Regions from separate parts of the Homo sapiens genome. Here regions 1, 3 and 4 are each linked to region 2. The links are chromatin contacts, found by Hi-C or POLR2A ChIA-PET in ENCODE. All regions are on one chromosome and are shown on one strand. The core of a region is the stretch at or near the end of the contact, and the rest is flanking DNA. Distances in the headings are between cores, read along the strand shown.

Region 1 (3,318 bases), core at 479-2,978, 2.9 Mb after region 2:
TCGAACTCTCAGTTTGAGGCTGAAGCTCAAACGTTCCCCCCGCCTCAGCCTCCCAAGTAGGCGCGCGACTAGAGGCGCCACCAATTCCCGGTTGACATGATGTTTTAAAAATTTTTTCAAGATAATTATTGTTGTTTGCAAACTCGTGACAGCTTGGTAGTATGTTACTGAAGGATCAGGATCCAAAAATCACAGTACAGAGACAACGTAGACTTCCCATAGCGCTTGGCACACTTAAAACATCCCTTCAAGTATTAACCTTAACTGGGCTTGTCATCCCAGGTCAAATCCTCCGAAATAAGTAAACCACTCTAATTTCTTCTCTCCTAAGAGACTCTATCAGTGAAAGCTCACAAAAAAACAGTTTAAAAAAAAAAAAGGGGGGGTCTCGCCATGTTGCTCAGGCTGGTCTCAAACTCCTGGGTTCAAGCGATCCTCCCGCCTCAGCCTCTCAAAGTGCTGGGATTACAGACAGGAGCCACTGCGCCCAGCCAAAGACAGTTCTTAAAATCTACAGGTTCTTTAGGATATTCTGAGAATAAATATCGTTTAGGATTTCCCCAAAGGATTTACGTTTTGTTCTATGAAGAACCCAGTTCTTCCAAAAATTTCTACAACTGACGATTTGGAAATAAAAATAACGCTCATCTCATAAAACTTTGCACACAGATAGTATGAACCTCGTAAGCTTTGAGAACAAAATTTCCCCATCTCTCAAAACAAAACACCCAAACCAAAACAGTCAACCAGTGGCAAAAGAAACCGTCCTGTTTCCCAGGTAGGAAAAAGGAAGGCAAAGCACCCCAAGATGTGCTTTTATTTTAAATCTCCTTGATCTGACCAATCGGGTGAGCTGGAACCTCACGGCTGAGCCCCGAGTCCAACTTCTTCCCCGCCAGGACTACTCACTGTGGCCAGGCCCAAGCGCATGTGGAACACACGCCAACACAGGACAGGCTCAGCACGCCGGCCGCTTCCCTCGGGGAAAGGCCCGCCAACGAGTCCATCGCGTGGGAGAACAGTGGGAAAGGGTCGCGGCCCCGGCCGTCCGTAAAGGGACCCGACTGCCGGCGCAGGACGCGAACCACCAGCGCCGCTCCGCCGCCATGTGCCGCCGCTCCTCCGGTCCGAGATTATGTAACGAAGCCCGGCGCCCGCGAGCCTGCCGTACCCGCCACCGCCACCGCTCGCCCCCTCGAGCCCCATCCGTTGGCCCCGCGCACGCCCGGCCTAGGCCCGGCGCTCGCGGGGCAGAAGCCCCGCCGCCGCCGCCGCCGCCGCCGCCGCCGCCGCGGGTCCAGGCCGCGCGACCCGCCCTCCGCCGCGCGGGCCCAACCCCCTCCCTCCCTTCCCCCTACCTGAACGGGGCGGGTGAGCGCGCCGCCGCGGGCCGAGTCCACCGGGTCGCCAGGCCAGGCGCGAGCTCCTCCCGTGCGGGTCCGTCACAGCATCTCCCGGGAGACGTGGCCGCCACGGGCCGGGCTCACACCCCTCCGCCCGGCTGAAGCCGCTCCTCTGCGCTCCGGCCGCCGCCTGCGACCTCCCCGGCCACCTCAGAGCCACACGCCCCCGAGAGTGCCTTCGCGGGCTGTAGGCCTGCAGACCGCTCAGCGGCTAAAACGCAGTCGCTGCTCCCGCCGCGCTTCTGGGTCCTTCCCCTTGCAACGCTGCCTGCTCGCCTCGGACAGCGCCGGCCCCGCTCTGCGCATTACCCTGCGCCGACAAAACCGAGTTCCACACGCCCCGGAAGGGAGGGAGCAGAGGAAAGGGCGGAGAGGGAGGGGAGAACCGGCGGGAGATCGCGGCTGCAGGGACCAGAGTTCTCGCGATGGTTCCGCGCTCTAGCGCCGGCTCCGCGGGAATTTTCAAACTCTCGGTGAAAGAAGGAGGTGGGAGGGAAAGGGAGGAAAGAGAAGCAGGGCCTGGAAGGGCGGATCATTTACAAAAAAATCGGGTCTCTCCGCCTCCGAGGAGCTGGTGGGGAGAAAGACTACGAGTCCCACAGTGCCTTGCGCGTGAAGCCGCCCTGGCGGCCCCGGCGGCGCGCCCCGTGCGCAGTTGGGAGTGGTAGTCTTCGCTGGGGGTCGCGCCGGGCTCTGCCAGCCGCCTGCTGCGATTGCAGGCGGACTCTCTTGTCACGTAATCGTGTGGCCCTGCCAGCTGGGGGCCGAGTGATAATCTTTCTCCCATAATTGGCAGCTTGCATTCTGTATTTTCTGTTCTGTGCTCCCACTTTTCTTTTTTTCTTTTTCTTTTTTTTGGAGACGGAGTCTTGCTCTGTTGCCCAGGCTGGAGTGCTGTGGCACGATCTTGGCTCACTACAACCTGTGCTCCCGCTTTTCATGCCAAAGGTGGGCTCCCAGACTTCTGGGGAAACGCTTTTTCCACGGTGCTGTTTTTTCTAGCATCCTCCTGTGCTTTCATGGCCAAAAATGCTCGCGCAGCCTAGCCTAATCTTTTTAGTCAAAATTTTACCCCAAATCACTGTTATCTTTTTGGTCACCGCGGGTTTTCATTGTGGAATTTCTTATTTCTTGTTAGTATCTTCCTTTGAAGCAAATCCCAGCGCCAAACATGTTTCAAACAGATAGGGAACGTATCCTTAATACTAAGTAGTAAGTAAAAGGATTATAACATGAGGTAGAGTAGGGATTTTAAGAAGATGCTCTTTTATCAGGAAAGTTTCTACTTTTCTGTTACCTTTCATATGTGCTTTTTAAATTTTTTTATTTTTGAGACAGTGTCTCGCTCTGTCGCCCAGGCTGGAGTGCAGTGGTGTAATCAAGGCTCACAGCAGCCTCGAACTCGTGGGCTCAAATGATCCTCCTACCTCAGCCCTCCAAGTAGCTGGGACTATGGGCATGGACCACCATGCGCCACTACGTCCCATTAATTTTTTTATTTTATTTATTTATTTATTTATTTATTTATTTGAGACGGAGTCTCGCTCTGTCACCAGGCTGGAGTGCAGTGGCACAATCTCGGCTCACTGCAACCTCCGCCTCCCAGGTTCAAGAGGTTCTCCTGTCTCAGCCTCCAGAGTAGCTAGGACTACAGGTGTGCGCCACCATGCCCAGCTGATTTTTGTATTTTTAGTAGAGACAGGGTTTCACCATGTTGGCCAGGATGGTCTTGAACTCTTGACCTCGTGATCCACCTGCCTCAGCCTCCCAAAGTGCTGGGATTATAGGCGTGAGCCACCGCGCCCGGCCTTATTTTTTATTTTTTGTAGAGACTGTCTCACTGTGTTACCCAAGCTGGTCTCTACTCCTGGGCTCAAGAGATCCTCCTGCCTCAGCCTCTCAACGTGCTGGGATT
Region 2 (3,221 bases), core at 292-2,791:
ATTGCTTCCCCACTCGGCACCCCCGCCCCCACCTCTCTGAAAAACAAAACCCCAACCTCACAAAACCTCTATGGATCCGCGGTAGCGAGACGTGAAGGGGTTGATTTGTGGAGTGGGAGTTGCTGGCCCATTGCGGTGCCCGGGACTCATTAAACTGTCACTCACCCCCCACCCCACTGGGTAAATGGGGTGATTAATGTCTGATATATTGGAATGGGTCGAGGGCATTTGTGGAGAATAGGTGGTGTGGCTGGGAAGAAATTGATCTCCCGAGGATGTCTCCTGGACTAAGTGTTCATAATTATGTCACTCACCGCGAAGTTGGAGAAAGTTAGGTTTGTGACTTTGGGAAAGCGAGAAGGACAGGACGGAGTCGTCGGGTTTTGTTACTCTTTAACTCTCCGCCACGGCTTTCTAATGGGAACGAAGTGGTTATCACCAGGGCTGGGACGCTGGCGCCTCAGGCCCCAGTTCCTTTTCTACCCCTCGCCCTCCCAAGAGTCTGAGGAGATGTATTTGACATTCAGAGATGTCGCAGCACCCTGCCCGGTACCGGTCAGCCCAGCCCGGGTCGCGTTACAGTTTCATCAGCTATTAGAAAAGACCCACAAACTGGCTGAAAAGTTCTCAAACTTACTAGACCTGGCTTCCCCCCACACAAAGATTTTCTTGTGATCATAAACATTAGAGTGACCCCCCCCCAAAGAAAAAAAAGATTGTTAAGGGACACAGATCAAGGGGAAGGCAAGGTTCTGCTTTTTCTGAGCAGAAAGATCAGATATGCAGGTGCAGCATTCATTTTAAGTGACTGGAGCAGGTTGTATCAGTTTATTAATTGGTCTCGTTGAACTGAAGTACTTTCCAGGATTTCAGAAAGTGCAGTTTCAGCTTGTTGGTACCGAGAATTGAAATTTGCATTGACTGTGGCAGTGTAAGAAATTTTTCTGAGAAGGTAGTTGTAGATAAGTAATTACATAAGAGTGAAATAATAAGGTGAACCAGTCTGAAGTAATAGTTCTGAACAAGTCTGCCAACATTTGAGACATGTATACCATTATCTCAGCAGAAAAAAATAAAAAAGTGCGGTAATAATGTTGAAATGGGACTGGAGATGTCAAATGGGTTGGTTTAAAAATATCCCTAAACTGCTTTAGAAACTAAACGTTGGAGTTGAATAAAAGTGAATCTGGATTTCCTGAATAGCACCGTGGCTTGAGTGTGCTGTCAGTATGTAAGCCAGTCCACCAACTTAAGACAGAAGTGTTGCTATTCCATAAATACAGTAGAACTCCATATGCTGAGTTTTTCAATTTCTTCTGTTAGAAAGTTTGGAAAAAAAGGAAGACTTTGAAGTATTTTGTTTATACTAACAGAAGAGAAAAGTTCTCCTAAGAAAAAGCTGGTGGCAGGAGTGTAGAGGAGTAGCATATGGCATTAAAAGGAGCACAGCTGGAGGTAGCATTTCCATCTGAACATGATGTCAGAGCAGCTGACAGCCTGCCATCCCTCAGCCTTTTATTCTAACACACAGACAGGGAGTTAGTGTGTGCGGATCTGTGGTGGAGAAGGTATCTCATTCCTCTCTAACATCATCTCCACTTTGCATCTGTCTCTCTTAGTCTGCTTTTTTTCCACCGATGTAACAGACCTGGAGCCAGCAGGACTCAGAGGAAAGGACTTAATCAGGTTTATGTGTCCTAAAGGTAGGAGTAGCAAGAGATTAGATTGAGCATATTTCTGTTTTGGTGTTTTGTTTATTTAATTTTAAAAATCACATTACTTTTCTAACCCAGTTTAGGAATAATATATGAAATTGAGTATTAAATGAACATCTTACTGGAGTTGAAAGTCTTGAGCTTGTTTAGTTTTAATTTTTTATCCCTTTTACTTGAGCGAGTAAATAACTTTAATACACAAATATTTCAAGTTTTGAAATGTTAAGAAAGGCTTTAAAATGCTGCTTTTGGAAATCACGTTGGATTAAAATGCTTTTTTGTTGTTCACTGCTATTTAGATTTGATTGGGGTGGTGGTGGTGGGGAAATAGTAAACTGGAATCCAGCATTCAAACTTATATGAGAAGATTATTCTAGTTAAGCAGCTAGATTGTTGTATAATTAATTCCTCTGTGAAACTTTATTCTTCAAAACATTGAGCAGCACTACTGAAACATACAGCTGTAGTGCTGTTGAAACTGCAGGTTTTTAAGAAGAAGAAAAAAAAACCAAACTTTTGTCCCCAGGAGAATAGTTTGACTGGTTTCCTCATTTCTCTTTCAAATATATATTTAAGAGATCTTTTATTTCAGCATAACAATAATTATTTGCAGGAGTTTTTGTGTTAGCGACTAATTTAGAACTTGTAGATTTGAGCTGCCTGAATTGGCCAGACAGCTGTAATCGCACTCCTCTATTCTTAATCTCTTTATCTGGGCAGCAGCTGCCATATGGCCACAGTCAGCTGGATCAGATGTTTATAAGCTTCCTTCTTCGTCCCTCTCTGTCCTCTCAGCCTCCTAATTTGATCACGGCTACCTTGTGAGCTGCCCTCCAATCTTTATTTTTAGCCTTCTCAAGGATTAGGATTGATGTTAGCTGTGGGGCACTTAAAGTGATTGTATTGTAAATCTTAGTTTATTCTAGCAGTGGCATCTTGCAGAATGTGTCTGGGGTTAGGATAAAGTTTTAGTCTGTCTTGGGCAAAGTGTAGAAGAACAAGAAGAAAGGAAGTAATTTCTGAATATTAAATTAAGTGTATCTATTCCCAAAATGCACTTGCTGAGATGGGTGGTGTGGAGGCTTGCTTCTGGTCACAGGAAAGGGGAAGTCGGGTCTTCTTTATTTTTCAGGAGTTTACCCACTGCAGTTGAATTCTGACCCTTTGTACATCTTTGCCTTTCTCCTCCCTCCATTTCACTTTCCCTCATCACAAAACAAGGGCAATGATGAATATTTGCAAGAATAGAAGCTAGTGGGAAAACAGAAATATATCAAATTATATTGAAACAAAGTATTTTCTGTTGGCTGAGGTAAGGCAGAACCAGGAAAAAAAAAAAGGTTCTCTTTTTCTAAAAAGGCTTAAAAAAAAACGTTGAACCTGTAAAGCTTTTGAGTTTTATTTAAGCGCTGTATGCCTTTATTTTTAAAAGTTTGAATTAATTTCAATATGAAACTCATTTTGCCTTGCAACGGATCAAAGTTTAGATGAGAATTTTCGGAGTTC
Region 3 (3,100 bases), core at 372-2,871, 2.4 Mb before region 2:
TTATTTCCTTCAAAACGCCAAAAAATGAATCATTACAAATATAATATTTGGGTTTGTCATAGCATAGAGGTTACTGAATAAGAAAATATTTTTGATAATTCTACAAAGATTTTTGTTCTCCCAAACCTACCAAGATTAAAGCAATAAAGTATCAATGGATTTCAGGATTTAAAAAAGGAACTTTAAGCCTTGAGAAATACACATTTCTATTTCAAATCTCCCTACAAATGAAATTCCTGAGGCACACAAAAAAATAATTTCCTTTCTACGCTTCCTTCAATGATTTGCTGAGTTGTTGATCATCCTTCAAAACATCATGTCTCAGTGAAACTTAAATCTTCCATAATAAGAGTACTGTCGAAATACATCTTCAACAATGAAGTTCTACTTTAATGAAATCTACCGATTGCAGAGCTAATTACAGTATTTGTTCACCTGAGATGGTATTGGCTGAGCCATTTGTAATCTCACCCAAGATTCTGGTGTGCTGGAACCCATCTATAAGACGGAAAATAGTAAAAACAGCTTACAGGGCACATGCCAATTTGCATTCTGAGGACCTGAATGAAACTGTCTCATTCCCTAGAAAGCATTCAAAGGTTTACAAGTACTAATGAGAATTTTTTTTTACACATTGTTATTTTGGTTTTCTACTCTCATTTTAGGAAACAAATAGTAGTACATGAATCTAATCTCATCACTCCCTCCAACTTTCACGAGTTAATCACTTTTTTTCTTGAATCTCTTGACTCTACAGGCCCTCGTCTCTTTCCTCAAAGTGTAAAAAGCCGTGGTTTCGTGCCTTGTTGAGTGATCTTAGGAGGTAAAAACAAATAAGAAAGGAGGCGGGCCGGGGTTTGGGGTCAACGTGGGGGGCAGATGAGAGACCACAGGAATGGAGTCCTGGACAGCGTGGGGCGGGAGGGGACGGAGGAAGAGGAAGGCACCCGCCATGCGGCTGGGGTCGGGCAGCGTTGAGGAGGCGAGCGGGGAGCGGGGCGGTGTAGGGCGGGGGGCGCGGGGCCGAGCGGGAAGCGGTGCGGGGCGGGCTGGGGGGCGGACGCACGGAGCGGGCAGCGGGGTGGGGAGTGGAAGTTTGCAGAGGGGAGGCTGCCTTCTCCCAGTCCAACTCACCGAAGAGGCTGCCGCTAAACCCGTCCCACACGCAGCCCACGGTGTCCCACACCCAGCCGTTCCTCAGGCAGGACACGAAGGTAAAGGTGACCCCGAAGAGGGACACCAGCAGGTCGCTGAGGCTGATGTTGACCAGGAGGAGGTGAGTGGGAGTGCGGAGCCGCTGGAACTTGTAGTAGAGGACGAGCACCAGCAGGTTGTTGCCGACGCCCAGCAGCCCAATGGAGCCCAGCAGCAGCGCCAGGCGCTCGTAGGTGCCGGGGCTGAAGAGGGGCGCGGGGCTCAGTGTCCCCGCCGGCGCCGGCCCCTCAGCGCCCGCGGCCCCGCCGCCGTCCCAGTAGCCGTGGCCGCCGCTGCGGTTCCCCGAGTACATGGCCCGGCGCCGGCGCGCCTGGCGGGCGGAGGCGCTCAGCTTGCGGCGGGGCTCGCGGCGCGCTCCGCACTGGGTGGGGTTGGGGCTCCGCCGCCTGCTCTAGCCATTGTGCACTGAGGGGCCCGCGCTACCGCGCGCCGGGCCCGCCCTCTTCCCGCCCCTTCCGCCCGGCGCACCCCCCGTGGCCCCGCCCCTCCCCGCGGCCTGTCCTCGTCGCTCCGCTGCTCCCGGCGCGTCCTCTTAGCCCCGCCCCCCCGCGGGCGCGTCCTCGCGGCTAGCTCGCCCCGCCCCCACTGGCTGGGCACCTTCCGCTGGTCGGCGTGGACGCGCGTCGCGGGATAGCCTGGGGGCCAGGGCCGCAGGGTAGCCTCGATGGCTCTTCACACCCCCACCTCCCTGCACCCACCTTGAAAGCTTCGTGTCCACTCACCCATTCATGCACTCACTTATACATTCATTTATTCCTAAGTATTTATGAGCGCCTGCGCCCACCACGTGCTGGCAAGAATTGGGTTTCTCCCCTTCCTGGGAAGCTGTAATAACCCACAACCAGCCTACGAAGCCCATCCCGCGTCATACACTCAATGTAAACAAAAGCAAAGAAAACATTGAAGAGCTCGGGGTAGTCTTACCGGAAAACTGAGAAGAAAAACAACAAATTGATAGACAGGTGCCTGCCTAACTACCTGACTGCTAGAGGACACATGTCCCAGGGCTGATACAAGAGCCTGCCACCCTTGGAGAGTCTGGGATGAAAACTCTCTGAAAATGGCATTCCAATGGAACTGACTTTAAGCCCTGGGCTGGACCCCAAGGCCTTCCAATACCGTCCTTCCTGTGCTTGAAAGCGTGGGTAGATCTTTCCGGTCACTGAGGCCTGCTAAAGTCCTTCACAGGCAGTGAAAGATTCAACCTAAATCTAGCAGGTATAGGAGGCAGGTGCTATATTTAGAACAGCACACATTTCCCATTGGGCCTCTTCTCCTGTAGTGATGAGAATATAGTACAAGTCAAATATAGGTTGTGAACGTCATCACACTCTGCAAGAGCTGCTTCTGCCTTTGTGGTTGCACAATCCCTAAGGAGGCCCTACAAGAAGATCACAGTCCCCAGCCACACCTGCAGCCTGTCCTGGACACTGGTGACGAACACAGGGTTTGTGCAAGCTAAAGAAACTGCTCTCCATACGGGCGTGCCTCACCTCTGTTTGAAAGATCAGTAGGGAATGACTAGCTTGGATCAATCCACATTCTGAATTCCCTGGAGAGAGGATCTAATAGGCTGGCAGCAGCTCTCCACCCTGGTGCACTGAGCAATAGCTAAGGGGCAGTGTGCTCTGCCTTTGACACCTTGATTTTCCTTCAAGGCTTCTGCTCTGGACTCGCCATCTGTGAGACTTCCTACCCACCCACCCCTTAAAAAACACACACACACTTTTAATTGTTAATTTTAGATTTGTACAACCACTGAACAAAACATAACTATTTAACAAGTTCTATATGTTTAATGTCGAAAGTGTTTTCTGTGTCTAGTCTACAGTAAGTTCTCAATAAATAGTAATTTGAATGAATGAATAAAGAACTCGCTATATTT
Region 4 (3,408 bases), core at 791-3,290, 2.5 Mb after region 2:
TGAGTCAGGATTCCAGGACCTGGCACATTAACAGAACGAAAAGTTTATTTGTACAAGAAACATAATCTCTTTCAATACCAAACTTTCATTAGATGTTTCACACGTTATTACCTGGTTTTTAAATCTGACAGCATCCGCAAAGTAGATGTCACTCTCCTTTTTACATATAAGGAAACAGGAGATTATATATACTTATTTGACTCCAGCGTCAAAAGTGATGCAGCTTGGCTTTGAAATCATTGTCAGCGACTGCAAAACCTGCACTCTTTTTTTTTTTTTTTTGAGACGAAGTCTCACTCTGTCACCCAGGCTGGAGTGCAGTGGGGCAATCTCGGCTCACTGCAACCTCTGCCTCTTGGGTTCAAGCGATTCTCCTGCCTCAGCCTCCCGAGTAGCTGGGATTACAGGCGCCCGCCACCACGCCCGGCTAATTTTTGTATTTTAAGCAGAGACGGAGTTTCACCATGTTGGCCAGGCTGGTCTGGAACTCCTGACCTCAAGGGAACCACTCGCCTCGGCCTCTGAAAGTGCTGGATTACAGGCGTGAGCCACCGCACCAGGTCAAAACTTGCACTCTTCATCACCATGATTCACTACCTCTTAGAAGAAAAAAGTCACAGCAAAATAGATTGCCTCTAGCCTATCACTTCCTCACGGACTACACGGATGCTTTAACCATCAAAGAGATTGTCAAGCCTAAACAGAACTGACTCCCTGTGATATGAAATGGTGCTTTAAAAAACTATCATTCAAAAAGCCTATAAATCTTGTGTTCTTAGCATCCTGCTATGGTCTATAGGGAATGCACGGAAGAATAAGATAACATCATTTTTTCAGCTGGCAGAGGCTTGCAACTCTTTTGGGGAGATAAGATCTAAGAGCATGTTTTATCAAAATATTGTGTAAAGTGCAAGCTGCTACAGAAATACTTTGTGGTGTCATTAACGATACAGACTCTACGCTTATGTAGTGGGCAATCTCTCCAACTAAGGAGCTTCAAACAAAGACCCGTATCTGGACGGGCGCAGTGGCTCACGCCTCTAATCCCAGCATTTTGGGAGACCTAGGGGGGAGGATCACGAGGTCAAGAGATCGAGACCATCCTGGCCAACACGGCGAAATCCCGTCTCTAGTAAAAATAAGAAAATTAGCTGGGCGTGGTGGCGCGCGCCTGTAGTTCTTGCTACTCGGGAGGCTGAGGCAGGAGAATCGCCTGAACCCGGTACGCGGAGGTTGCAGGGAGCCGAGATCGCCCCACTGCACTCCAGCCTGGCAACACAGCGAGACTCCGTCTCAAAGCAAAAGAACAACAAAAAAGACCCCCCAGTATCTAAAATAGCACCCCGAGGAGGGTCAATACGTTTGAATAAATGATGAACATCCAAGAAAATGCAATTCAGCTGGACTCACCTGGATTGCACTCCAGCAGTAGGTGTGGAGGTCTACTTGGTTTTCCCAAATAGATTTGCGCCAGGGTCTCAGCCAATCTCCGATCGGTTACGTAACGCTTAAAGTCTAAGCTGGCCTTAGACGCCTTCCTTGGCGGATTCCTGAAATCCGGTTCGGGCCACAGCTGCGGAGAGGAGTCAGAGAGCCCACAGTGGTTCCTCGCCGGCAAATGCTTTCGCGTCGCCGCTTCAGACCCTAAAATGCAAAAGCGACCAGCGCCCGCCAAGGCGGAGAGCCTCAGCCGCCGAGGAAGCCCGACCACTGGGATCCACATGTCCTTGTCTCTCAGGCCCGCTCCAAGAATCACCTAGTGCAGCTACTACAGTGAACCCCACGCAGGGTATCCCACGTGGAACATTTTCTGGCGTCCGGGCCAGGTCAAGCGGAAGTAAACACTAGAGCCTGCGCATGCGAACAGCGGAGCCTTCCTGCTTTTCTCCCTCACTTCCGCTTCCGCCTCGGCTCAGCCGCCCGAGGATTGTGAGTGGACCGTTGAGGAGAGCGACCGACCATCCGGCTGGTGTCCGGACTCGTACTCTATGGTTGTCCGCGCTCTGCGCTTCCTCTCTAGCCGCCAGTGCTCTATGCTCCGCGGTCGCGGGCCGCCAGCCTCCAGCCGGCCAGCCGCGAGGGGTGCGCAGAGGGAGGCGGGGCGGAAAGGCGAGAGGTGTCTCCTCCACCGGAGCCAGGGGAGACCCGAGCAAGCTCCGTGACAGCACGTCGGCCGCCATGTCGCCGAGTGGGGCTGGAAACAGACCCGGCGCCCAGCGGTAGCCCTCCTTGCGCCTCCGATTCCCAGGTGAGGAGAGGAGGAGCGGGATGCAGGGGACCCGCCGGCTCGCGGCCGGGATGGAAAGCCTTTCGGAAGCCTCTCGCTCCTCCCCCTGCGCTGTCCTCCTCCAGCCGCGCAGCCTCTGCCCTCCGGGTGAGGTGTAGCCCGGTCCCCTTACCTCCTCCGCCTCTCAGGTCGCCTGTTTTCCTCTCCTTTCTCAGCTACTGTGGGTCTCCTATTGCTGCGCGTCGCGCCAATTTCTCCCTCCCTAGGGGACTAGCGCCAGAAGTCGTTCCTCACCCGGCTCCTGGAGGAGCCTGCGGCTTCCACGGTCTCCGTTCCTTTCTGTTGTGTGGCCCACAGCCCGCTCTCCCCACCCTCGTGGATGGTTTTCATTTCCCCCCCACACCTGGTCCCCCCCATCACTACCACTTTGGTTGTCAAGAACCGCGTGGTGTCTCCCTTCCATTCCTCTCTCTGGGCCAATATTTTCCTTAATTTTTTCAGTTTGTGTGTTTAAAAGACTTAAAGTTAAGATTAAAAATGAAGATGTAAAAGCTTACAATTCCTTTCTAAGCTTAAAAAGATTAAGACTTTAGGATGCTTACTGTATTCCTTATGTAAACTTAGTCAAACACATCGTACTGTGGAATGCGATTTAAAAGACCCAATTTTGAAGACTAAAAATAGGATGCTGTAATGGAAATTTTGGCAGTCTTTTTTTTTTTACCTATTGGGCAATGTTAGAAGACACGGTTCTTTGAGAGTGTTTTCCGTGTTTCAGGATCAAACTTAGAGCTTTTACCCATTATCCTTACCACCAAGGCAAGAAACGGCAGCCAATCAACTCCGTGTCTTAGAATACGTACAATCCTTTCTGCTTACTCTACTGAGAGTGTAATTGAGTTTGGCATTTAAATGCACGAGGAAAAGGTTCCTAAGGAATGTATCACCCAGCAAATAGTCTGAAGATTATACTCATCTGATGAAGCTCAAGCGGATAAAGAATTGACAACTAAATATGACCTTTTGTGTATTATAAATTTGTTAGGACATCATAGAAAATATCTCATCAACTGTTGTGCAAACTGTGGGGACTCACTCATTGGTCTTAATTTGCTTAAATTCTTTTTTCGTACAGTTTTCTCACTGACAATTTTCTAGAGGTGACTTTGCATCCTCTGAAC

Evidence for each region. A loop is a pair of places that touch in the nucleus more often than their neighbours do. ChIA-PET counts read pairs that join two places held with the same protein, here RNA polymerase II (POLR2A). Pooled maps may share reads with other maps.
Region 1: a map of CD8-positive, alpha-beta T cell shows a loop between it and region 2 (29-fold over the local background). The contact joins the promoter of AHCTF1 here to the promoter of ZBTB18 in region 2. A Hi-C loop is called at or near these places in 2 of 168 maps with a recorded cell type or tissue (CD8-positive, alpha-beta T cell and ascending aorta) and 6 of 50 pooled maps.
Region 3: a map of ascending aorta shows a loop between it and region 2 (5-fold over the local background). The contact joins the promoter of CHML here to the promoter of ZBTB18 in region 2. A Hi-C loop is called at or near these places in 3 of 168 maps with a recorded cell type or tissue (ascending aorta and naive thymus-derived CD4-positive, alpha-beta T cell), 6 of 37 single-sample maps with no recorded cell type and 17 of 50 pooled maps. POLR2A ChIA-PET finds 5 or more read pairs at or near these places in 3 of 52 experiments (B cell, CD4-positive, alpha-beta T cell and CD4-positive, alpha-beta memory T cell).
Region 4: a map of B cell shows a loop between it and region 2 (10-fold over the local background). The contact joins the promoter of CNST here to the promoter of ZBTB18 in region 2. A Hi-C loop is called at or near these places in 3 of 168 maps with a recorded cell type or tissue (B cell and naive thymus-derived CD4-positive, alpha-beta T cell), 4 of 37 single-sample maps with no recorded cell type and 10 of 50 pooled maps. POLR2A ChIA-PET finds 5 or more read pairs at or near these places in 1 of 52 experiments (activated T-cell).

The regions. Positions count from the first base shown.
Region 1 is chr1:246,930,220-246,933,537 of GRCh38, forward strand. It overlaps AHCTF1 (AT-hook containing transcription factor 1), which reads right to left and starts at 1,729. Exons shown (of 36, transcript NM_001323342.2): 1 at 1,359-1,729. RefSeq lists enhancers at 852-941, 2,062-2,111 and a silencer at 1,282-1,381.
Region 2 is chr1:244,049,742-244,052,962 of GRCh38, forward strand. It overlaps ZBTB18 (zinc finger and BTB domain containing 18), which reads left to right and starts at 1,542. Exons shown (of 2, transcript NM_205768.3): 1 at 1,542-1,703. The coding sequence starts at 1,691. RefSeq lists enhancers at 551-600, 2,317-2,818 and a silencer at 781-870.
Region 3 is chr1:241,638,748-241,641,847 of GRCh38, forward strand. It overlaps CHML (CHM like Rab escort protein), which reads right to left and starts at 1,622. Exons shown (of 2, transcript NM_001381853.1): 1 at 1,135-1,622. OPN3 (opsin 3) reads right to left here and starts at 1,622. Exons shown (of 4, transcript NM_014322.3): 1 at 1,135-1,622. The coding sequence starts at 1,507. RefSeq lists enhancers at 749-1,319, 1,320-1,889 and silencers at 992-1,041, 1,372-1,951.
Region 4 is chr1:246,564,416-246,567,823 of GRCh38, forward strand. It overlaps CNST (consortin, connexin sorting protein), which reads left to right and starts at 2,041. Exons shown (of 11, transcript NM_152609.3): 1 at 2,041-2,248. It overlaps TFB2M (transcription factor B2, mitochondrial), which reads right to left and starts at 1,846. Exons shown (of 8, transcript NM_022366.3): 1 at 1,411-1,846; 2 at 1-19. The coding sequence starts at 1,723. RefSeq lists enhancers at 1,536-1,815, 2,046-2,105, 2,146-2,645.